2 separate regions of the Homo sapiens genome follow, and region 1 is linked to region 2. Evidence: read pairs that join two places in POLR2A ChIA-PET (ENCODE). Cell type or tissue: HepG2. All regions are shown on one strand. Links, peaks and the distances in the headings refer to the core of each region. The heading gives the core; the rest is flanking DNA. Region 1 overlaps IL6R (interleukin 6 receptor). Region 2 overlaps ATP8B2 (ATPase phospholipid transporting 8B2).

Evidence for each region. Peaks named below come from ENCODE experiments on the same cell type or tissue, not always from the same donor. Only the 100,000 strongest peaks of a DNase experiment are listed, where the experiment ranks them.
Region 1: POLR2A ChIA-PET joins it to region 2 with 29 read pairs; 9 of 35 experiments call an interaction of 5 or more read pairs at or near these places.

Annotation. Positions count from the first base shown.
Region 1 is chr1:154,414,409-154,422,408 of GRCh38, reverse strand. The region is part of intron 1 of IL6R (interleukin 6 receptor); the gene reads right to left. It also overlaps the pseudogene PSMD8P1. Among named protein-coding and RNA genes, the nearest start is that of IL6R-AS1, 12 kb to the right of the region's middle. RefSeq lists an enhancer at 3,683-4,196. In HepG2, for the core only: no CTCF peak of the experiment used is centred there; DNase peaks (open chromatin) are centred at 2,028, 2,688 and 4,008; H3K4me3 peaks cover 1,361 bases.
Region 2 is chr1:154,329,387-154,345,172 of GRCh38, reverse strand. ATP8B2 (ATPase phospholipid transporting 8B2) reads right to left here. Exons shown (of 28, transcript NM_001370597.1): 3 at 14,719-14,777; 4 at 14,245-14,358; 5 at 14,027-14,125; 6 at 13,668-13,729; 7 at 13,495-13,567; 8 at 13,149-13,219; 9 at 12,476-12,555; 10 at 10,908-11,066; 11 at 10,582-10,670; 12 at 7,629-7,825; 13 at 4,111-4,319; 14 at 2,650-2,693; 15 at 2,212-2,377; 16 at 1,872-2,060; 6 more. It also overlaps the pseudogene RNU7-57P. Among named protein-coding and RNA genes, the nearest start is that of ATP8B2, 12 kb to the right of the region's middle. RefSeq lists an enhancer at 13,353-14,552. In HepG2, for the core only: a CTCF peak has its summit at 9,931 (motif pointing right); DNase peaks (open chromatin) are centred at 9,952, 10,312 and 10,662; H3K4me3 peaks cover 593 bases.

The DNA of each region.
Region 1 (8,000 bases), core at 1-8,000, 84 kb before region 2:
TGTCTCCAACATACTGAGGGAACTAAGAAGAGGGATCAATTATTCTAAAGGGGGAAGAGAGATTTTATTGGGGCCTTGATAAATGAGTGGGGGTTTGATAAGTGGAGCCACAGGGAGTTACATTCCATAAAGAGAGAACAGTATATGCAAGGCATTAAGAACTGAGTCACCAGGCGCCGTGGCTCACGCCTGTAATCCCAGCACTGTGGGAGGCCGAGGCGGGCAGATCACCTGAGGTCGGGAGTTTGAGAGCAGCCTGACCAACATGGAGAAACCCCATACTAAAAATACAAAATTAGCCGGGCGTGGTGGCACACACCTGTAATCCCAGCTACTCAGGAGGCTGAGGCAGGAGAATCACTTGAACCCAGGAGGCAGAGATTGCAGTGAACTGAGATTGCACCATTGCACTCCAGCCTGGGCCACAAAAGTGAAACTCTATCTCCAAAATAATAATAATAATAATTAAAAAAAAAAGAATTGAGAGTCACCAGGCATCGTGGCTTACGCCTGTCATCCCAGCACATTGGGAGGCTGAGATGGGAGGATCGTTTGTGCCCAGGTGGCTGAGACCAGCCTGGGCAACACGGCAAAACTCCATCTCTACCAAAAAACTCTAAAATTAGCTGGGCATGGTGACACATGTCTGCGGTCCCAGCTATCTGGGAGGCTGTGGCAGAAGGATCACTTGAGCCCAGGAGGTCAAGTCTGAAGTGAGCTGTGATTGTGCCACTGCACTCCAGCCTGGGACCCAGAGCAAGACTGTGTCTCAAAAAAACAAAAAACAGTGAGAGTTCTGGGGAGGGCTGGTGTCTGGAGTATCTGAAATGCAGTAAGGAGGGAAGGAAGACCTACAGGGGAACATGGAGGGTGTGAGCACCCTCAAAGAGATCAGGCCTGACTCCACAGGCAGGGGGACTTTTGGTTCCTCTGTGGCCCCTTCTGAAATGCTATGCCTTTGCAACCCAAGAGCCTGGGTTAGGTTGGAGGCCATCCTGTGCTGCCAGCTGGCCTGGGCAGTGGGGACCCATGTCCCTGCTCAGAAACCCAGGCGGTGGGATGGGGTTGGCAGGCATGAGCCAAGCCTGTCAAAAGTATGTGCAGGCTCAATGGCTTCCCCACCTCTCCCCACTGCCCCACCAACCTCCAGGACAGGAGCATTCCATTGCTTCTTGTTTCTGTTCTCTTCCAATCTCCCTGAGAAAAAACCGACTGTCCCCTGCCCCTCCTTGGCTCCTGTGCATCATGAAGCAGCGCAGAGGCAGGAGGGAGGAAGAGCACCCAAGGACTGCGCCAAGGCCAGGGTCACATACAGGGAGGGAGCAGCTTCAGCCCAGGCTAAGAAAGAATGGGATTCTGCAGAGAGGACAAGGAAGCACCTCACCTGGGACTAAGATCACAAAAGGAGGCAGTATTGCCTCCCGAAAACAAACCCCCAAGCTCCTCCTCAACAGTCAGTGTTGGTGTCTGGTCTGGTCTGGTCAGTTTAATCACTGACTATTAATTGTGTGGGGTTGGGCTGACACAAACGTACAGTCTGCCTTGATTTGTTCTTTAATATAAAGTACATCTCAGTAGGGTGCAGTGGCTCACGCCTGTAATCTCAGCACTTTGGGAGGCTGAGACGGGTGGATCACTTGAGGTCAGGAGTTCGAGACCAGCCTGGCCAACATGGTGAAACCCTGTCTCTATTAAAAATACAAAAATTAGCCAGGCTTGGTGGTGTGTGCCTGTAATCCCAGCTACTCAGGAGGCTGAGGCATGAGAATCGCTTGAATCCGGGAGGCAGAGGCTGCAGTGAGTCGAAGGCTGCAGTGAGCTGAGATTGCACCACTGCACTCCAGCCTGGGCGAGACTCCTTCTTGAAAATAAATAAATAAATAAATAAATAAATAAAATAAAATAAAGTACATCTCCACAAGCAGGAGGCCCCTTGGTGTAGAGGAAACAGCTCTGTGCTGTCAGGTGACCTGAGTTCTATTCCTGGTCTTGTGATGACTCACAGGCAGCCATGGGCACGTCACCGCCCCTGGCAGAGCCCACTGGCCTTCTCTGTGAAATGAGGATTCAGACTGTGACCTGTAGATCCCCCACAGGCCCCCACTCCTGCGGTCTAGCATCCCATGGCGCCCAATCATTAGCTCTCAGAGGGCAGGAAGCAAACAATACTCAGCTTGAAAACACATAATGAATCTATGGATTTATTATTTAATAGTTGATGGCTTTGGGAGAAGGATGATGACCAGATCATCCCAGTGCCCTCAGAAAAATGCTTCTTTCTCCCTGGAGAGCTCTAGGGGAGGGAAAATTCCCACAACCTCCCTTGCCTCCCATTCCTCAAGGGAAAGAGAGTTTAGGTCCTAGTAACTCCCAACAAGCAAGCCCATATCTCCCTGCCCCGGTGGCCTAGGATTCCCCCTCCCAGGGACACTGGGACCCCCACCATGGCCCAGACACCCTTTGGTCTGGGGACCCTGCAGCACAGCTCTGGGAAAGTGGGGTTCCTCCCCAGTTGGGACCTAAGTTTGGGTGCCAGGAATCCAAACAGCTTTGTTGTTTTTCTACTTTTTCCCCCTCTTCAAGTAAACTTGCAAATGTCAATAACCAGAGAAAAACACGCACACGGAGACACATATTTCTCAACTCTCTTGCAGCTTGCCGCAGCTCTTGCCAGCAAAAACAAGTTCAGCTTCCTGGCCCCGTTTATGTAAGCGGTGAACCAGCTGCCTGGCCTGCCACCGAGGACACAGGCTTGGCTCGTGCCTGCTAATCCCATCTCACCACCCCAGTTTCTGAGCAGAGACGCAGGTCCCCGCTGCCCAGGCCAGCTGGCAGCACAGGAGGCCCCCAGCCTAACCCAGCTTCTTGGGTTGCAAAGGCATAGGATTTCAGAAGGGGCTACAGAGGAAACAAAGGTCCCCTGTCAGCAATAATGGTCTTGATCTAAAAGTAGGTGGGTGCTGAGAAGCCTCCAGGAGAAGCCTGTGGACACCTTGTGTCCACATGGAAACAAGTATAGAATTTGGTCCCACGAGGGCTAGGACAAGTCCCAGTGCTCTTGGTCACCTGTTCTTGCATTCTCCATCTTTGGACTGAGACTGGCTCCTGGCTTTGATGTGATAATAACCATAACAATCATTAGCAACTGGGACACTTACCCTGCGCCCTGGGCTTTCCCTAAGAGCACACTACTCACAAAAAGTCTGCCAGGGAGGAAGTCTTGTCCCCATTTCATTGTTGAGGCAACAAGAGATCAGAGAAGTTAGGGAACTTGCCCAAATTCACACAGCTCATGCATGAGGGAATCCACGCTGGACCCAGATGAGCCTGGCCAAAGCCTCTCTCTACTTGGCCCAGGTACCTCTCCATGCTCCACCCCCAGCTCCCTTCTCTGGGCTCCCCACCACCCTCTCTCTCCCCCTCTCCCAATTTCCTCTCCTCTTCCCTGCTCTTCTCACATCTTTCCACCCTTCAGAGGCCCAGGGAAGGGAATGCTGAGGCTTGAGGGGTGTGCACAAGGGGGGGTCAGCGCCATCACTGCAGCTGCCAACCTAATGGGGCACTGGGGACTCTCAGGAGCCAGGAGTCGTGCCCTTGGCCTTTCTCTCCCTTCCCCCACAGCCGCAGCGTGTATAGGATGAGTTAGAGCCTAAAACTGCCTCCCCTTGGACTCCAAATCTCGCGTCCTCCCCAAGTCACCCCACCATCTGGGCCCATTCATTTCTCCTTAACATTTCAGAGGGCACCCTCGGCCACTGTCCAGGAAGAGGCAAGGCCGCAGGCTACGGCAAGTCAAGGCTCCCAGGCTCTAATGGGAGGCCCAGCAACCTTCTCTGACTCAGCTCCCAGCCCCACCTGTCCGCAACCCCCTCTTCTCAGATGACTAGCTTTGGCTGGCAGGCCCCTGCTCCCTCCTCCCCCACATATGTATTTGTACTTCTTGTACCTGCTTGTATTTGTCTGAGTCAGTATTTACCTTGGCCTTGCCTTCCTCCCATCCACACGATGGACTGTACACTGCTGGAGAGAGGGTCTGGGAGGGAGGCTCCTTTGGACCCATAAACAGGTAATGCTCAATGCTGACTCAGAGACCCACGTGCGCGTGTGACCAACTCAGGAGATAAAACATCTAATCCTCCTCTGGCAGCATCAGAGATAACCACCTGGCTCCAGTCCAAGAAGGTACAACCTGGGTCAACTCTCAGAGATTATAAACTAATTAGAGGAAAAGATATCTAAGGCCATGTGCGGCAGCTCACGCCTGTAATCTCAGCACTTTGGGAGGCTGAGGCTGGCGGATCACCTGAGATCAGGAGTTCAAGACCAGCCTAGCCAAAATGGTGAAACCCCATCCATACCAAAAAATACAAAAATTAGGCCGGGTGAAGTGGCTCACGCCTGTAATCCCAGCACTTTGGGAGACAGAGAAGGTCGGATCACAAGGTCAGGAGTTTGAGATCAGCTTGGCCAACATGGTGAAATCCTGTCTCTACTAAAAATACAAAAATTAGCCGGGTATGGTGGCGGGTGCCTGTAATCCCAGCTACTTGGGAGGCTGAGGCAGGAGAATCGCTTGAAACCGGAAGGTTGCAGTGAGCTGAGATCATGCCACTGCACTCCAGCCTGGGCAACAAGAGTGAAACTCCATCTCAAAAAAAAAAAAAAAAAAAAATTAGCTGGGCATAGTGGTGCATGCCTGTAATCCCAGCTACTCGGGAGGCTGAGGTAGGAGAATCACTTGAACCCCGGAGATGGAGTTTGCAGTGAGCCGAGATCGCACCACTGCACTCCACCCTGGGCAACCCTGTCTCAAAAAAAGAAAGGATATCTAAGGAGGGCAAACAATCCACTCCCTGGCCCAAACCTAACCCCAGGAGCAGATAGAGAAATAAAGAGATTAAAAGCAGGACGCAGCAGGGCCTTAGAAGAAAGCCATTGGTACCTGCAGATGGATACACCCAGTATTTTGGTCCTGAAAGGGACAGTGAGGAGAAGCTACAGCCAGTGTGTAGGGTGCTGAGATAAGGAGCGCTGTTTTAAGGCTATACAGGACTCTTAAGGACGACTCAGGCCAACCTGCTCATTTTGGTGGATGAGGAGAACCAGGGCCCAGAAGTCACACAGCAGTGCATGGTGTCAGGACCGGAGCTGGGCTCTGGGACTCTCGGTCCAGGCTTAACACGCAGCCCTCTGCCTTCCCAGAAGCATGGCCTAGGGGTCTTGTCTTCTATCTCTGAGCACAGTCTCAGAGTATAACAAAGAGGCTGGCCCTCAGTCAGATTTTTTTTATGTGCTTCTGGAAGGTGGCAGGAGGGCAGGGAGAGGGAGGGACCTGATGTACGCACCCCCATTCCATATCTACAGACCCCCCAGCTTCCCCTCCCTGACCCCCTTAGCTATGAGGCAGCAAAGCTGAAGATTTAAGAAGTCACGTGGAGGTGTGGATGGAGCAGCTGGGAGGGATAAGGGGAGGTTTGAGGGGTGTGCATAGGGGGATTTCAGGGCTCCCCTGAGGATGCTTCTGTTCAGTTCTTATTCTGAATGGTGGTTCCATGCATGTGTTCAGTTTGTAAAAACCCACCCAGTGTGAGGCCTATGCTGACCACACTCTTTCGTAGGTGTGTCACTCTGCCATAACACTTTTTCATACAGGCCCCAAAGTCCCCACTCTTGCATTCCAATCACTGCTGAGCCATCCCCACCCCCTCCGCTCCCCCATGTGCCATGAGCTTGGGTAGACACATGCACGCACACACTGGTCCAGCTCACTCCACATCACCATCAAGGAAGCAGTTCCAGTGGAAGTGTCCTGGGCACATCTCCCCTCAGTGAGACCTGAATGTCGGGCTCTCCTGCCCCAGCTCCTCCTCCCTCATCATAAGCCCCATCAGGCCTACCAAGAGATAGGAAGACTCGGCATTAAAAATACATCAGTGTTCCCTAATTAATCTCTAAAGTTTACTTGGCCAGGTGCAGTGGCTCATGCCTGTAATGCCAACACTTTGGGAGGCTGAGGCGGGAGGATCTCTTGAGACCAGGAGCTCAAGACCAGCCTAGGCAACATAGCAAAACTCCATCTCTACAAAAAAAAAAAAAAAAATTTTTTTTTAAATTAGCCAGTCATGGTGTCATGCACCTGTGGTCCTGGCTACTCAGAAAGCCAAGGCAAGAGGATTGCGTGAGTCCAGGAGTTCAAGGTTGCAGTGAGCTATGATCAAGACACTGCACTCCAGCCTTGGCAACAGAGTGAGACCCTTCCTCTAAAAAAATAGGAAGGAAAAAATAAAACTACATAATTAAAACAGTGCGATACTGGCACATGAATAGGGAGACCAAATTATGGAAGAGACTAGAAAGTTCAGAACTAATAAAAATAAAAAATAGTTTAGTCTGCACTACTGATCTGTATACTTTAAAATGGTTATTTTATTTTATTTTTTTTTGAGATGGAGTCTTACTCTTGTCGCCCAGGCTGGAGTGCAGTGGCACAATCGTGGCTCACTGCAACCTCTGCCTCCCCTCTTGCCTCAGCCTCCGGAGTAGCTGGGATTACAGGTGCCTGTCACCACAGCTGGCTACTTTTTGTATTTTTAGTAGAGATGGGGTTTCACCATGTTGGTCATGCTGGTTTCAAACTCCTGACCTCAAATGATCCACCTGCCTCGGCCTCCCAAAGTGCTGGGATTACAGGTGTGAGCCACTGCACCCGGCTGATACATTTTATATTATGTGTTTTTACCACATTAAAAAAATAACTTAGTCTAAGTGCTTGCTACACATACAGGCAGTTTCTAAGTGTGCTACATAGATTAACTAACTTGATCTTCTCAATAGTCTATTTGACAGAAGAAGAGACTGAGGTTATATAGCTAATTAGGGGTGACCTGCATTCAAGTCCAGACAATTGGGCCTCAGAATTTGTGCTTTTAACTACTCGCTATGCCAAGAGGCGTATAAACCCAAGTATACAGGAATTTGGTAGATTTAAAATGTAACTTTGAAAATTGGTGGGGGAAAGATGAATTCAATAAACTGTAAAGAGATGTCAGGTGACAACTGGAAAGAAAAAGCTGGAGTCAGACTTCATACCTCATCCATAATATTAATAAATTCAAAATGGATCAAATATTTAAACTTTTAAAACTTTTAACAATACCAGAAAAGGAGAATCTTTTAAAATATTGGAATGGGGGTGGAGGTGAACAGTGCAGCCGGCGCCTTGAGCTCCGGGCCCCTGGCGACCTAGGGCCCTGTCCTGCAGGCTGAGGACGGCAAGTACAAGCAACTCAAGGGCGAGTGGAACCGTAAAAGCCCCAATCTTAGCAAGTGCAGGGAAGAGCTGGGCTGCCTCAAGCTAGTTCTTCTGGAGCTCAACTTCTTGCCAACCACAGGGACCAAGCTGACCAAACAGCAGCTCATTCTGGCCCGTGACATACTGAAGATCGGGGCCAGTGGAGCATCCTATGCGAGGACATCCCCTCCTTCCAGCGCCACATGACCCAGCTCAAATGCTGCTACTTTGATTACAAGGAACAGCTTCCCCAGTCAGCCTACATGCACCAGCTCTTGGGCCTCAATCTCCTCTTCCTGCTGTCCCAGAAGCGGGTGGCTGAGTTCCACATGGAGCTGGAGTGGCTGCCTGCCAAGGACATCCAGACCAATGTCTACACCAAAAACCCTGTGTCCCTGGAGCAATACCTAATGGAGGGCAGCTACAACAAAGTGTTCCTGGCCAAGGGTAACATCCTCGCCAAGAGCTACACCGTCTTCATCGACATCCTGCTTGACACTATCAGGGATGAGATGGCCGGGTGCATCAAGAAAGCCTATGAGAAAATCCCTTTTACCGAGGCCACCAGATCCTCTTCTTCAACACACCCAAAAAGATGACCGACTACACCAAGAAGTGAGGGTGGGTCCCGGGCCCCAACAACTAATATAGTTTTGCCGGCCAGCAGCAGGAGCCAGAAGACACTACCATTCCCTCCACAGAACTGGCC
Region 2 (15,786 bases), core at 6,281-14,280:
TGCACAGCCCACACTCACTTTTGATCATGCTGACATCATTGGCTCCGTCTCCAATGGCAAGCGTCACAGCCTTCTTGTACTTCTTGACCAGTTCTACCACCTGTGCCTTCTGCAAGGGGGTCACCCGGCAGCAGATGACAGCTTTGCAGGCACACGCTGTCTCCAGAAACTCCAGCTCCATGTCTGCCTCCAGTGCGTGGGCCTGGAGCACAGAGAAACCTGAGAGAGCCAGTCTTTCCAGGAGACACCTGGGAGTCTCAGCTCCTCCCAGTCCCCTTTGAGACCAGTCTTCTCTGAAATCAGGGGAAATTAGAACAAGATATAAAAGCCCTGGACAGAAGTGCTCACTGGAAAGATACTGCCCAAGCTAAGGATAGCGATGCCTACCAGGCTGTGACCATTTATGACCAGGGCGTACTCCCCAGCAACGGCCTCCAGGACAGAAGTTAGCTTGGAAGAAGAAAGCTTGTCCTGATAGGTGAAGCCGTTGCCTACGGAGCGGGATGAGTCCATCATCTTCTCCCGGGCTTTCCTGTCGAGGTGGAAATGATACGGTTGTGGTCTTCCAGAACGGCAGTGGGGAGCAGGGATTCAAGTCTAAATGGTCCAGAAACCCCCACCTGAGCCCTGGGCACAACGCACAGCACCGCCTCCCCTGGGCTTCTTGTTTACCTGAGCTCCTCCCGCACCTCCAGGACAGTATGGCCAGTGACTATGAAAACCTCAGTCATGTCATCCGTCAGCATCTTGCAGGAATAGCCGATGTTCACAGCCGTCTCTACCAAGAGAGAACGCAGGAGCTACGGACAGGCACCCAACAAGGTCAGCACACTTGCCTGCCTGATGTCCTCGGCTCCATGCAAGGGTCCAACAGGGCTACTGTCAGTTGCAACTGGCTCTGCCCTGCTGGGCTCTCACCTTGCTTGTCTCCGGTTAGCACCCAAATCTTGATGTTGGCCAGTGTCAGGAGGGCAATGGTCTCTGGAACCCCTTGCTGAAGTTTGTCCTCAATGGCCGTTGCACCCAGCAGCTGAAAATACCACAAGGATTCCTGGCACAAGAATTGCAGGCATGAGCCCTCCGTGCCCATCCTTGGCCCGTCCCGCAGCCCGTACCATCATGTTGTTCTCAACCTCCTCATAGATGCTAGCCAGCCTGTCCTCCCGGCTGTCCTGGGCCAGGCTGGCCTGGAGGCGTCGCTCAGCCCACTCCTCGTAGTACTCTTCATCCAGATCCTTGTAGGCCAGCACCAGGGTCCTCAGCCCTTCCCCTGCGTACTCCTGGAGGCAGAGTGGAAAGGCACACCTGGGTAAGTCTGGAGAGCTAATGGACAGCGTGAGGGCGACAATGAATAATCCTGCACTGTAGACTGGGTGTGTGCCACATTCCACAGTTAGGGACTGTCACCACATACATAAAAAGAGGTAACTATGGGAGCTGGCTGATGTGTTAAGTTGTCTGACTGTAGTAATCACTTCACTATATATACACATCAAAACATCACGTTGTAGACCTTAAATTTACACAATAAAACAAACTTAAGTCGCCTCCCCCACACTAAGAGTAGAACCCCCCAGGCTGGCCCCTCCTCTCCTCACACCCACATTAAGGTGGTCCATGGTGGTGTTGAGCAGCTCTTGAGTGGAGTGGTGCAGTCTGTCCAGTAGGATAGTGTCAGCCCCTTTGCAGTAGAGTCGGATCTTCCCCTCTGGATTCCGCACTATGAATGGGGCAGGTGAAGAAAGTGCCAGAAAAATTCAGACAGGCAAAGACCCCCAACATAAACACATCAAGAGTCACCCGGCACACTTCACCCATTCCAGGCCTGAATGCTGTCCCCAAACGCCCCAGCACCCCAGGCCTGGCCTCACCTATGACCGACATCCGCTTGCGGATGTTGTTGAAGTCCAGGATGGCCAGCAGCTGGTAGGTGATGGCTGTGCCCATCTCATGGACGGTGATTGTTTTGGGGGTGCGAGAGCGGAAAACAAAACCAAAGTTCCTGGCTGCGGTGACCAGGGCCCCCTCATCTGGGGACTGAGCTTTGTAGTACAGCTCTCCTGGGTGGGGAGGAAGAATACACGTGATATAAGTGGCTTCCCTCAGCCACGTGCCCCGCCCAGGAAGCCCCAGCCCAGCCGCATTGCAGAGCAGAGCAGAGCCCAAGGGCAGAGTCAGGTCAGGAGAGTGCGAGCCGGCTCCTCGGCCCACCTTCGTTCTTTTCTTCTGACATGACAGTATGACACAGGGAAAGGAGGCGGAAGAACTCATGCGTGTGGGGGTCCCCGATCTTGACAGCCTCCAGCAGGCTGGGGTCCCAAAATAAGAACTTCTTGTCAGCCAGAGGATTGAAGGAGAAGTCAACAGGTTCAGGCCTCTGAAACACATAAGAAGGCTCTTAGGAAAGGCTAGAGTGCCAGGCTGCATCCCGGGGAAGGGTTCATCCCTGCCCTCCCAACTCTCAGTAGGCTCCTGTCCACGGTGGACCTCAAAATTTCCACTTCCGTCATCACCAGTTCTGCCTTAAAACACCCATTTCTCCAAGCAGCTTCCATTTCCTATCCAGACAACACATCACTCCTGACTACACTGTTACTGGCCAGGCACCCTGTTTCACTGGCACATAGAATTAGGGAGACTGAATCTTACCTCTCCCAATTCAGCTTTGTGTCCCAGGACGTCAAACACATCACCTACATACAGCCAGGGCAGAAAAAGAAGCAATGTCAGAGCCAGAGAGCTCCAGAGCATGGAAAAACATCTCCAATGCAGAATCCCCGTAGGCACTGAGCCCCTCAACCCTAATCGCTGAGCAGCTGTCACAGTGTGAGTCACTCAGTCACATTGCTGACTCGCGGGATAGGAGGCATCAGGCACCCTAGATTCCAGAACCCCAAGGCCTGGCCATGAAAGAGCCCCGGCACCCACTGCTCACCATCCCTGTCTCTACCCTAGGCGGCACCCCCCTCAGGGCAGCTCCAATTCCACACCTCCCAGGCCTCCTTGCACCCATTAGACCTGAGCAGCAGACAAGGCTCAGACACTGACCGAAAGGCATCAGTCAGTACAGAAAGCAGTCACAAGAGGGGTCCACACTCTGCATAAAAGTCAGCCCCACATGCTGCCCCAGGCCATCCCAGCAGCACAGCCACGGGCCACACTGGGAAGTCCAACCACAGCCACATTCCACAGACTCACAAGGACCCTGAGCAGCAACAGGGGAGAGTCTAGCAGGGTTCCGCCTGGCCAGGATGCCCAGAGGCCAGTGTCTCACTTCAAACAGCCAAGGAGCTCCCCTAATTCCTGGAGCTGAGACCAGGGTCAGGGCATCAGGAGAGGACAAGGGGAGGACTCTCAGAATCTAATTTTTTTTTTTTTTTTGATAGACTTTCACTCTTGTCGCCCAGGCTGGAGTACAATGGCGCAAACTCGGCTCACTGTAACCTCCACCTCCTGGATTCAAGCAATTCTCCTGCCTCAGCCCCCCGAGTAGCTGGGAAAACAGGCACCTGCCACCACGCCCAGCTATTTTTTGTATTTTTAGTAGAGACGGAGTTTCACCATGTTGGCCAAGCTGGTCTCGAACACTTGACCTCAGGTGATCCACTGCGCCCAGCCAGGATCTGCTTCTTGACATGGGACACAGAATGGACCTCTTCTTTGTGTGTGGATTTTTCTCGAGAGACAGGGCCTCATTCTGTCGCCCAGGCTGGAGTGCAGTGGAAGATCATGGCTCACTGCAGCCTTGACCTCCCAGGCTCAAGTGATCCTCCCATCTCAGCCTCCTGAGTCACTGGCCAGCTGAGACCACAGGTGCATGCCACCATACCTGGCTAATTTTTAAATTTTTTGTAGGGATGTGGTCTCACTATGTTGCCCAGGCTGGTCTCGCATTCCTGGGCTCGAGCAATCCTCCCACCTCAGCCTCCCAAAGTGCTATGACTATAGGCATGAGCCACCGTGCCTGGCCAGGATGGACCCTTTCTTCTAGGCCCCTCAGACCCAACTAGGAAGGAAGAAAAAACCAATGTTAAGGAAACTGTGGGGCCCCAGTTCCACTGTCCTTCCAGGCGAGGTGCAAGCCCCCAGTCCCCAGTGGTGCCACCATACCATAGCTGTGGCCATTGATGGAGCACTTGTTGAAAACCATGATGTTCTGGGTGAGGGTGCCCGTCTTGTCGGAGAAGATGTACTCCACCTGGCCCAGCTCCTCGTTTAGGGTGGTGGTGCGGGCTTCTGCAGGCGTCCGCTTCTTCATGCAGAACATCTTCTTATCCCAGTTGATGAAGTAGCTGTGGCCCAGACGGATGACCTCCACACTGCACAGGGGACAAGAGGTGAGGCTTGGGTCGGGAAGAAGAGGAGGTGCCCCACCCACATGGGCCTTCGCTGCAGGCCCTCCGCCTGGGGAGAGACAAGAACGGAGAAGACACCTGGGCACAGAAACCTGGGTGGGAAAGGGCAAGGAGAGCCTGAAGGTGGAGCCGGCTGCACACAGCCAGCAGAGGAACGCCCCGACCCGACCCTCCTGATGCTCTCCAGACAAGAAGGTGCAAAGGGCCTGGGTGGGCAGGACAGACAGCAAAGGAGGAAAAGGGGCTGTAGACAAGGCACTCGGCCAGTTCTTACCTCAGGACTAATAATACAGAAACCATGCAGAGAAAAACAAGAGAAAGTGCCAGAGGGAGGGGAGAGAAAAGAGAGAGAGAAATAATGAGGGTGCTGTGCATGCCACAGCAACACAGACGCCACCTCAAAGAGGGGTGGCACCGGGGAGGGGAAATGGAGAAGGCTTGAAGCCCACTCGTCACTGTCCCACCACAGGCTGGGTGCGCTCCTTCCACCCTGGGCTTGGGGCACTACATTCCTGATTCTGAACACCGGGCAGGGCTGAGGTGCTGACTCCAGAGGGAGAGGGCCCTGGGCATCTGCAGAACACCACCACTTCACAATGGCACAGCGCATTGTGGTGGTTGTTGTTTGCTTGTTTGTTTTTTGAGCTAGGGTCTCTGTCACCCAAGCTGGAGTGCAGTAGTGTAATCATAGCTCACTGTAGCCTCAAACTCCTGGGCTCAAGCAATCCTCCCACCTCAGCCTCCCTAGTAGCTGGGACTACAGGTGCACACCACCACACCTGGCTAATTTTCATTTTTTGTAGAGATGGGATCTCGCTGTGTTGCCCACACTGGTCTTGAATTCCTGAACTCAAGAGATCCTCCCGCCTCCACCGCCCAAAGTGCTGGGATTACAGGCGACAGCCACCATGCCTGGCCCCTATAGTGCCTTTAACATCTCCAGGTCTGTTCGTATCCTCTTCTTTGCTAATCATATGCACTGTTAGCATTTCCAGAAAGGGCCATGTTTAGGTCCAGTGCAGCCGAGCAATGGGGCCCTATCGAGAGCCCTGCTTCCCACCTGACTAAGGCACCTATCAGGATCCCATTACCAGGCAAATGGGAATGTCTTCACATTCCAAAGGGCCTTTTCCTCACACAGCTCTTCAACCCCCTCTTAGCCTCCCGAAACATACACACTGTGACCTGATGAGACTCAGAAAGAAAACTGCTTTAGCTGCTCCCAAGGGCTTCAAGTGAACTGAGATACAAAACACAGATAGCAAAGCCCATAGGTGGGAAAACAAAATTAGGTTGTAAGCACAAAGGCATTTAAATAGTAATGCAGAAGGGAGTGGCAACAGTCACAATGAGCAGGCTACCACCCAGTAACTGTACAGTCACTTAAGTTTAAAATGTATCTTCTAAGCCAATATCTTATATCAAGACATCCTATTAAAAGGTGAGACAAGTACTCCTGTTCCTGTTTCACGTGGGAAAACTAAGATCAAGTGAGGCCCTGAGTGACCGTGGATTTTCCTGAGGTCACATGGCCAGTGAGGAGGCAGGACTAAACCCAGAACCTCCCAACTCTCCTCTTCACACCCTGGAAAAGCCTAAACTATATTCTCTCAGCACAGAAATGCTGTATCTTCTATTTATTATCACCAGCAGTAAGATTGGGGGCTGGGAGAGAGTTGAGGGCTATTTGGGGAATCTGTATGAACAAAAGATGGGAGACAGGACAAGTTTTCAGCACCTCCATAAAACATTTCCTTAAAAATGTCACAGGTTCCCTTATCTCAAGTGCAAGGCACTAAGCAAGAAAGTTCCTTTCCCCTGGCCATTCCTCCTGCCTCGTCTTCCTCCGATCCTCCCCTTCATTCTCACTGGCCTGTCCCTGCTAACATTCTCTTTACCTCAAACATCCTACATGTTGCCTTGATCCTATTCATGCTGTACACTACTGCCAGTCAATACTTCCTAAAGCATTCTTTAGTTTTTTTTTAGAATGCATTTTTTTCTTTTTGTGGGGGAGGGGTTCCAGTGAAAACTGGAAAACCTGCTAGACAAATTCTAAAAGAGCTGTAACACTTAGAATGCATTTTTAGAATACAGAATACATTCTTTTGACTTTCTTCAAAAACTTTTTTGTTTGTTTGTTTGTTTCGTTGTTTTTTGAGACACAGTTTCGCTCGTTGCCCAGGCTAGAGTGCAGTGGCGTGATCTTGGCTCACTGCTACCTCCACCTTCCGGTTTCAAGCGATTCTCCTACCTTAGCCTCCCAAGTAGCTGGGATTACAGGCAACCACCACCACACCTGGCTAATTTTTGTATTTTTAGTAGAGACGGGGTTTCAACATGTTGGCCAGGCTGGTCTCGAATTCCTGACCTCGTTATCCGCCCACCTTGGCTTCCCAAAGTGCTGGGATTACAGGTGTGAGCCACCGTGCCCAGTCTTTTCAATAACTTTTAATGGTTAGTAAATACAAAGTCCACAGGCAAATATTCAAAAGCCTCCACAATCAGGAGCAAGCTATGTTTCCAGCTCTTGCTCTTGGCCCAAGACCCTGGCCAACTATTTCCATAGGCCATTCCCAGGCTCCCATCTCCACACCTTTGCTTCCAGCCCTCTCAGCCTCCTCTCCATTGTGGCTCCACCTTCATCCAGCCCAGTCACCACTCAAAGCCCAGAGCAAATGCCATCTCTCCCTCTCTGCCTACCTGCTTAGGGAGCGACACTCTCCCAGTCCCCGGGCACCCTGTGCCTCCCACATGGTATCTCAGTCTGACACTGTCCAGATCTCCCCTCCTCGACCTATCCATCTGCTGCTGCTAAAGGCAGAGGCCACCTTATACATCTCTGTATCCCCAAGCTTCACATAGAAGACTCTAGGTCGAATTCTACAGCACTGGTTCCTATTTTGTTTTATAATGTGTTTAGATTTTCCTTCCTTTACTAGACGTAAGCTCCTAGAAGGAAGGAGATCCATTCCTAATTCATCTTTTATTTGTGATGGCACCTAGCACACTTCTTTGTACACAGTAGGCATGTAATAAATAGGTGCTGAATAAATCAATATTTTTTTTTCTCTAATACAGTCCCAAGTACCAGGAAACTGTGGTAAAAAGTTTGCTCTGCCCACAAAGATAAACAGATAACATCAAATGTTTACAGTACAGGAAGAAGAGGACTTCTCGTTACTTCTCAAGGACTTCATCTTCATAGAAAAGAAAAGTTCTATGGGACCGCCTGACTCCCTGGAGAGACCCCAGGTCAGAGAAGGCACATACCTGACATAGAGTGAAATGGGCACAACGGTGTTGAGGATGATGATGTAGGACCAGAAGGAGAGGAAGCCAGAGAAGAAGGCACTGTCCACTGCCTCATCCCACGGCAGGTAGACCTGGAAACGCATCCCCACCTCGTGCTCCCAGATGGCATTGCCAATGGCCAGGATCACCCCCATGCAAACCAGGAATCCAAAAATCTGGGGAGGAATGAGAAGCACAGGCGAGGCTGACATGTAGGAAGCCCTCAAAACCAAGTGCATCTGTGATGTATTCATCCCTTGAGCCCTCAAAAGCTCAGATGCTCTAGTGCAAGCTTGTCCAACCCATGGTCTCTGGGCCACATGTGGCCCAACACAGATTCATAAACTTTCTTAAAACACTATGAGATTTTGGTAACAGCTGAATGTTAAATGAAAAATAATTATAAAAAAAAAAAAAACTATTATGGGCTGGGCGCAGTGGCTCAAGCCTGTAATCCCAGCATTTTGGGAGGTTGAGGCGGATGGATCACCTGAGGTCAGGAGTTTGAGACCAGCCTGGCCAACACGGTGAAACCCCGTCTCTACTAAAAACATTAAAAAAATTAGCCAGTCCTGGTGGCACTTGCCTGTAGTCTCAGCTACTCAGGAGTCCAAGGCATGAGAATTGCTTGAACCCGGGAGGCAGACATTGCAGTGAGCCAAGATCATGCCACTGCATCCCAGCCTGGGCAACAGAGCAAGAACCTGTCTCAAAAAAAAAAAAAAAAAAGGCCAGGTGCAGTGACTCACACCTATAATCCCAGCACTTTGGGAGGCCAAGGCGGGCAGATCATGAGGTCAGGAGTTCGAGACCAGTCTGGCCAACATGGTGAAACCCCATCTCTCATCTCTACTAAAAATACAAAAAAATTAGCCGGGTGTGGTGGCGGGCACCTGTAATCCCAGCTACTAGGGAGGCTGAGGCAGGAGAATCACGTGAACCCGAGAGGCAGAGGTTGCAGTGAGCCGAGATAATGCCATTGCACTACACTCCAGCCTAGTGACAGAGTGAGACTCCGTCTCAAAAAAAAAAAAAAAAAATTTATGAGATTTTTTTTTGCAATTTTTTTTTTCTAAGCTTATCAGCTATTGTTAATGTTAGTGTATTTTATGTGTGGCCCAAGACAATTCTTCTTCCAATGTGGCCCAGGGATGCCAAAATATTGGACACCACTGCTCTAGTGGAAAAAGCTCAGAACTGGTGACAGGTTCTAGTCTGTCACCAATTATCATGTGGCCTTCTGTCTGACCATTATTTCATCTATATGATGAAGAAACTGAAATAGTTGATTAGCTCTCAATCTGGCACCTTGAAACCTTCCAGAGTCCTCAAAGTTGGTAAGAGTGGGGATGAGCTACTTTTAACATACCAGAAAACTTACTGTAAATAATCTATTCACCTGGGCTAGGTACAAGCCAACAAAAATGCCAAGCCACGGTAATGTTCACTATCTCACATAGATGGCCTTTTTTTTTTTTTTTTGAGATGGAGCCTTGCTCTGTCGCCCAGGCTGGAGTGCAGTGGCGCGACCTCGGCTCACTGCTGCAAGCTCCACCTCCCGGGTTCACGCCATTTTCCTGCCTCAACCTCCCAAGTAGCTGGGACTACAGGTGCCCGCCACCACGCCCAGCTATTTTTTTGTATTTTTAGTAGAGATGGGGTTTCACCATGTTGGTCAGGATGGTCTTGATCTCTTGACCTCGTGATCCACCCACCTCGGTCTCCCAAAGTGCTGGGATTACAGGCGTGAGCCACTGCACCTGGCTAAGATTGCCTTTTTTTTTTTTAAACTTGGGAAACAAACTTATCTTCATAAACGTAGATTTCTTTTTTGAAACAGGGTCTTGCTTTGTTGCCCAGGCTGGAGTGCAGTGGCATGATCCTAGCTCAACGCAGCCTCAATCTCCCAGGCCAAGCAATCCCCCCGCCTCAGCCTCCAGAGTAACTGGGACCACAGGTGCATGCCACCAAACCTGGCTAATTTTTCAGTTTTTTGTAAAGACAGGGTCTCACTATGGTGTCCAGGCTGTTTTCGAACTCCTAGGCTCAAATGATCCTCCCACCTTGGTCTCCCAAAGTGCTGGGATTACAGGTGTGAGCCACCACTCCTGGTCTAGATTTCCTGATTAGTCAAAAATCTTATAAATTTTGGAGTCTCTGGAGAGACTGGTAAAAAACCAGGCCACTGTCCAATTTCCTACATCTATTTCCAAAGCTGCCTCCGCTGTTTAGGCTTTGAAACAAAATAGGAGATTGGTGCCCAATGGCCACCAGGGGGCGACTGGAGCCCTTATGTGATAGACAACCTCGCCCACCAGGCTGGGTTTCCGCACACTCTTTAAAGCCAGGGCGGAAACAAGCTCACCAGAGGCTAGCCCCAGCCTTCACAAGCTGGCATGTGGCGGGCAGGCAGCAGACAGTCGGGGCACAGGAAGGGGAGGAGAGCCCAACAAGGAGTTCAGATTTCTAGCTAAACAAGAGAAGGATTCAGGAACTGCCAAAAACTTAAACAGAAACTTTTCCTTTGGGATCCTTCGTTCTTAGAAGTTGGGGGGAAAAGACCCTGCCAACCTCTTCCAAATGGAAATTTTTCTTTTAATTCCCTCTCCATCCCCATGAAGGCCTCCTTGTCCCTGGCAAAAGCAAACAGAAGGTCACATGCTTCACAAAGTCATCATCATAACTGGAATCAGAGAAGGGATGATTTGTTTTAGCTTTAAGTTGTTGATTCATGCACGTTCCTGAAGTTTTTTTAAATAACATCTTCCAACTAAAAGGAGCCTAAAATAAACACTGCCTTTGTGTAGCTGACCTGCTAGCAGCTTTAAAGCCAAACCTGAAGTCTACTGACCAAAGAAGAAAGAGGAAAGGAAAAGGAGCACCCAAGGAGAAGAGAGGGCAGGGGCAGGGAGCCAGATGTGGGGCGCCTCACCCAGAGCACCAGGGTATTCATTAGGCGATCGATACTCGTTCTTTTGAACTTTGTTCTGCCGCTGTTTTGCATCAGCTTAGTGTCGGGACCTGGAAAAGAATGGGAAGGGCTGGGAAAGCCAAATAACACATCTGCCTCTGGGCTTCTGCCCTGATCCCCAGACTGCAGGACACCAGGGTGGAATAGAGATACTGGCTAGATAAGAAGCCTGTATACACAGCTGGAGGTTTTTTACCTTAGGTATTCTCCCACCTCATCCCATACTCCTGAGTGAGGGCTGGCTGAGTCACTCTTACCCTTCTTTCTTTGGATGCTAGGAGGCTCACCTGCAAAGATGACCAGCCCGAAGCACCACTCGGTGTTTCGCAGCACACAGCCCCGCAGCAGCATGTTCTGGTTGCTCAGAGGGAACTTATTTTCCTTCCAGTAGAGGGTTCCGCTGAATTTGTCCAGTTTGTTGTTGGGAGGTTCACAGATCACTTCACCTGAACAGGAGACAAGAATTCCACTGCTTAAGGTCCAGTCTACAGCCTAACCACAAGACAATAAAACAAAGAGAAAATGAGCTGAGCGAAGAGGATGCAAGGGCAAGGGCCCATCCATATGCTGCTGGGAGGAGTGTGAGCTGATGCAACTCTTCAGGAAAATAATGAAGCAGGCCGGGCGCGGCAGCTCATGCCTGTAATCCCAGCACTTTGGGAGGCTAAGGCGGGTGGATCAGCTGAGGTCAGGAGTTTGAGACCAGCCTGGCCAACATGGTGAAACCCTGTCTCTACTAAAAATACAAAAATTAGCCGGGTGTGGTGGTGGGAGCCTGTAATTCTAGCTAATCGGGAGGCTGAGGCACGAGGATCGCTTGAACCTGGGAGGTAGAGGATGCAGTGAGCCGAGATCGCACCACTACACTCCAACCTGGGCAGGAGTATTTAAAAAAAAAAAAAAAAAAAAGCTGCAGCATGACCTAATATTTGTTTGTACAAACATGTATGAAAAGTGTGGATGAGCACACACTGACTGTCAATTAATGTGGCTACTTCAGCAGGGTAGAAGAGGAAGGAAGAGCTATTTTCTTCTTCTTTTTTTTTTTTGAGACAGTGTCTCACTGTGTTGCCCACGCTGGAGTGCAGTGGCCCGATCTCGGCTCACTGCAACCTCCACCTCCCAGGTTCAAGCAACTCTCATGCCTCAGCCTCTCAAGTAGCTGGGACTACAGATGCACACCACGACGCCCGGCTAATTTTTGTATTTTTTTTTTCTTTTTGAGACAGAGTTTCGCTCTTGTCACCCAGGCTGGAGTGCAGTGGCACGATCTTAGCTCACTGCAACCTCCGCCTCCCTGCAACCTCCGCCTCCCAGGTTCAAGGGATTCACCTGCCTCAGCTTCCTGAATAGCTGGGATTACAGGCATGCAGCACCACGCCCAGCTAATAATTTTTGTATTTTTAATAGAGACAGGGTTTCACCATGTTGACCAGACTGGTCTCGAACTCCTGGCCTCAGGCAATCCGCCCACCTCGGCCTCCCAAAGTGCTGGGATTACAGGCGTGAGCCATGGTACCGACCTCTATTCACTTTTTCTTATACACTCTGTATGGTTTGTCTTATAAGGAACACATATTATTATTCTGAGCTAATAAGCTAAAAGAATAAGCTGAATTTCTCTCAACATGCATAGCAAGTGGGGAGCTATCAGCCACAAAGTCCCCTTGAAATAATTATAAACTCAAAACCAAGAGGGAGCCACATGACATTACAAACACTCCCCTCCCCAAAACAGTCCAGGGAGTTGCATAATAACAACAAAAAGCCCAAAGGAAAATGTATAATTTAACGCCCCCAAACAAAACCCAACCCCACTCCTCTACCTTCAGGCTGCTCCTCCAAAATTACTCACCGTCAAACTTGGCAAGCTTACTGATGTCTCCCAATTCTGAGGTGACTGGAATCGCCTGACGTACTTTCATGTTGGTCTCGCTGGAAGGACAGTATCTCTGAGTCCCCGCTCCCTCCTCATCCTCTAAATGTTTTTTTTCACAGATGGGGTCTCGCTCTGCTGCTCAGGCTGGAGTGCAGTCGCACAATCATAGCTCACTAAAGCCTCGAACTCCTGGGCTCAAACAATCCTCCCGCCTCAGCCTCCCAAGTGGCTGGGATTATAGGCATTAAAACCACCATACCCAGCTAAGTTTTAAACTTTTTAAATTTTTTGTTTGTTTGTTTTATAGAGATGAAGTCTCACCATCTTGCCCAGGCTGGTCTCAAACTCCTGGCCTCAAGCAATCCTCCCACACTGGCCTCCCAAAGTGCTGGGATTTACAGGAGTGAGTCACCATGCCCACCTCTCCCCATCCTCTAAATTCTACCTGGTGACACCTAAGCATGGTGCATAACTGCTCAGCCCAGCAAATACTGGTTGAATAACACTTCACACATCCCATCCAAAGCCTTTCTTACCCCTAATTTTTCCAAATTCAGACAGAGCCCAGGCCTGAGAACCTCATTCAAAGACAATCTTTTTACCTCCAAAGAGACAGAAGGAGAGGGCTGACACTGAGCATGCCACTTACCCATCAAGTTCTGCTGTCTCTATGTAACACAGCCCATGGGGCTCACTGCTGGAAAGGAGGAGGAGATCCGCCTAGAGAGAAAAACTAATGAGAAGTCCAAATATGCAAACCTCCACCCCCAGTGGGCTGTAATGGTGGCTCCTTCCACTAAGCATTCTTGGTTTGCTTAGTTCCAGGTGCATAAATGGCTAGTTCCAGGCATATCAGCATGACACAGAAGCCCCTGGTGTGAGAAAGATTCCTGCCACGGGTGTTTAAGAGGCAACAGTAAATCAGGAAAGATTCATCCTTTTCTCACAAAGAAGAGGAAGAACCTACAGGCCTAGAGGGGTACCCTGTCCCTTACCGCCACAAACTGGTTATTTTCTAGCTTGATAATATCACCAACACAGACATTCATCCACTGCTCCTGCTGGAGGCTGAGGCAACGAGAAGACAGTGAAGAGGCTGTCAGGAGCTAAAGAGGTTCCTAAGGGACCCCCTTCGTCCCCAGAGCTCTTGTCTCCAACAGGCACTCACATTCCATTGATCAGCACCTGAGACTGGCGGTTATTCACCTGGTTATCGCTCTTGTGGCGGAACTGAAAAGAAGAAAACTGAAAGGTAAGACACCTTCCCCCGCCTCGAAGGAATTCGTTGATCAGTAGAACTCAGAGCATGCTGGTTAACGCCTCATACACACCCCATCACAAACCAGTTCACTCCCTGATTCCCTCTCCCCACGCTCAGCAAAAAGACATCATGGATCTAGCTGGACCGGGTAAGGGATGTCAAGGTCACCAAGAAATTGTGCTGGATGAAGGTGGCCATGAGATGGGGGTGGGGCTGGGAGTAGGGGTGGGTGACTGGGACAAAATAGAAGAATGAAAACCACTCACATAGTCATCAGTGGCATCTTTAACAGCTGTGATGGTGAGGACAAGAACCAAAGGCACAATGGTGGTGAACCAGGACAGGGAAGAGATCTGGGGGATCAACTGAAAAAAAGAAAGAGAAGTATGCCTCTGAGGCCCCATCTGATGCCTTCATTCCCTTTCCTCTTCCTTGGCTTTATTCAGTTTGGGGAGCTGCAAAAAATCTACTATGGGTCACCTACCTGCAGAATGAGGAGGAACAGGAAGTAAGTGTTGGCAACTTCCTGGAACTGCTCAAAGAGGTTGACAGGCAGGAAGGTGAGAATATTGTACTTGGAGGTCTTGATGCAGTTACTCTATGGCAGTAGGAGAGAAGATAATGAGCAGTCTCCAGTCCCAACCCAGAACCAGACTGAGGCTGCCTCCCCCATCTTTATACTTCCCCAGACCTCTACCCCAAAAGCTAGCAAACACAGGTGTGGGAGGGGGAAAGAGGAGGAGAGAAGGGAGTCTCAAGGGGGTCAATGTATTCTGCTTCACTGACAGGTGAAGGCATGAAAAATTCAGCACGATAGCAGATGGAGAGTGGCTGAGGAGGTTGCTTCCCCTCCCCCAAGCACTCTTCCCAGGCAGCCCTCAGTCCCAACGGTAGGTTGTCCTTGCCCCATTCCCCTCTCCAAACAGAGAGAGGGAACAGGTGGTCTAGAGTCGCTTACCGCATACTGGAATTTCTCATTGTATTCTCGGTCATTAGCCCGCGCCCTCCTTTCTTCTTCTGCAACAAAATGATGCTGCAGTCAGGAGGAGCAAACTGAGGTCTGGACCAACACTTTGCTGGGGGGTTCCCTGTTTTTTTCCACAGAATATCATTTTAAGGAGTTAGCTCCACAACTGAGGGGGTCATCAAATTCTTCCCTCCAGTCCACCTCTCACCAGCAGCCTGACCACACGGCTCTCCAGGTTACATTCACAGGACAGGACATGTTCTCTTTTCCTCACCACCAAACTTCAAGGTCTTCCACTGGAAGCACCCAGTTTGTCTCCCCCACCCCCACTCCAGAGGAATCTGAGCCACTGACAGTCCTGGGATTCCCCAGCCCCTTTTGCTGCTATTACTAATGCATACATTGTCATAATCAAGGAGTAGCGCTGAAAACGCAAAGCTTCCTTCCCCCTGGGGACCACTGCAGATCTAGTCGCGGTACTGCTCTCTCCCTTATTTAGAGAGTGGGGTAGGTGGCAAGAAGGAGGCTCCCTGTGCCCTGGAGCTGCTCTGCGGGAGCATCCCAGCCCCATGTGCAGTCCCCCCTACAGGAGCCTCTGGTTGTCACATGTCACCAGCAACTGCTTCTGACTGGCCCGAAATGACATCACCTTATTTCAAAGCTCATCTTCAAGTAGAAAAAGGTGTGGGGGGTGCGTTTCAGGGATATGGGTCATGCAGACTGAGATAGAGATAGAGGAGGGAGGAATGAAATGTAATTGAAACAGTTGCTCTCTAACTGGACCTTCCTTGTACCATCTGCACACATTTAGCTTTAAAGGGCTCATCTGTCACTCAGTTAGTGACACCTATCTAGCTAAACCTATCTGAAACCTCTGCAGGTCTGGGACTGCAGGCATCAAATTCATGTCCCAGAACAAGGAGCTGTCCTATAATAGATTCCCCAGCCCGTCTCCCCGGGGGTCACCATGACCTCATGCTGCAAAAAGGGGTAACTTGGTTAGGCAGCAAACCTAATGCCTTAAGCCTGTCCGGGAGCCAAAGACAGCATTCCAGAACC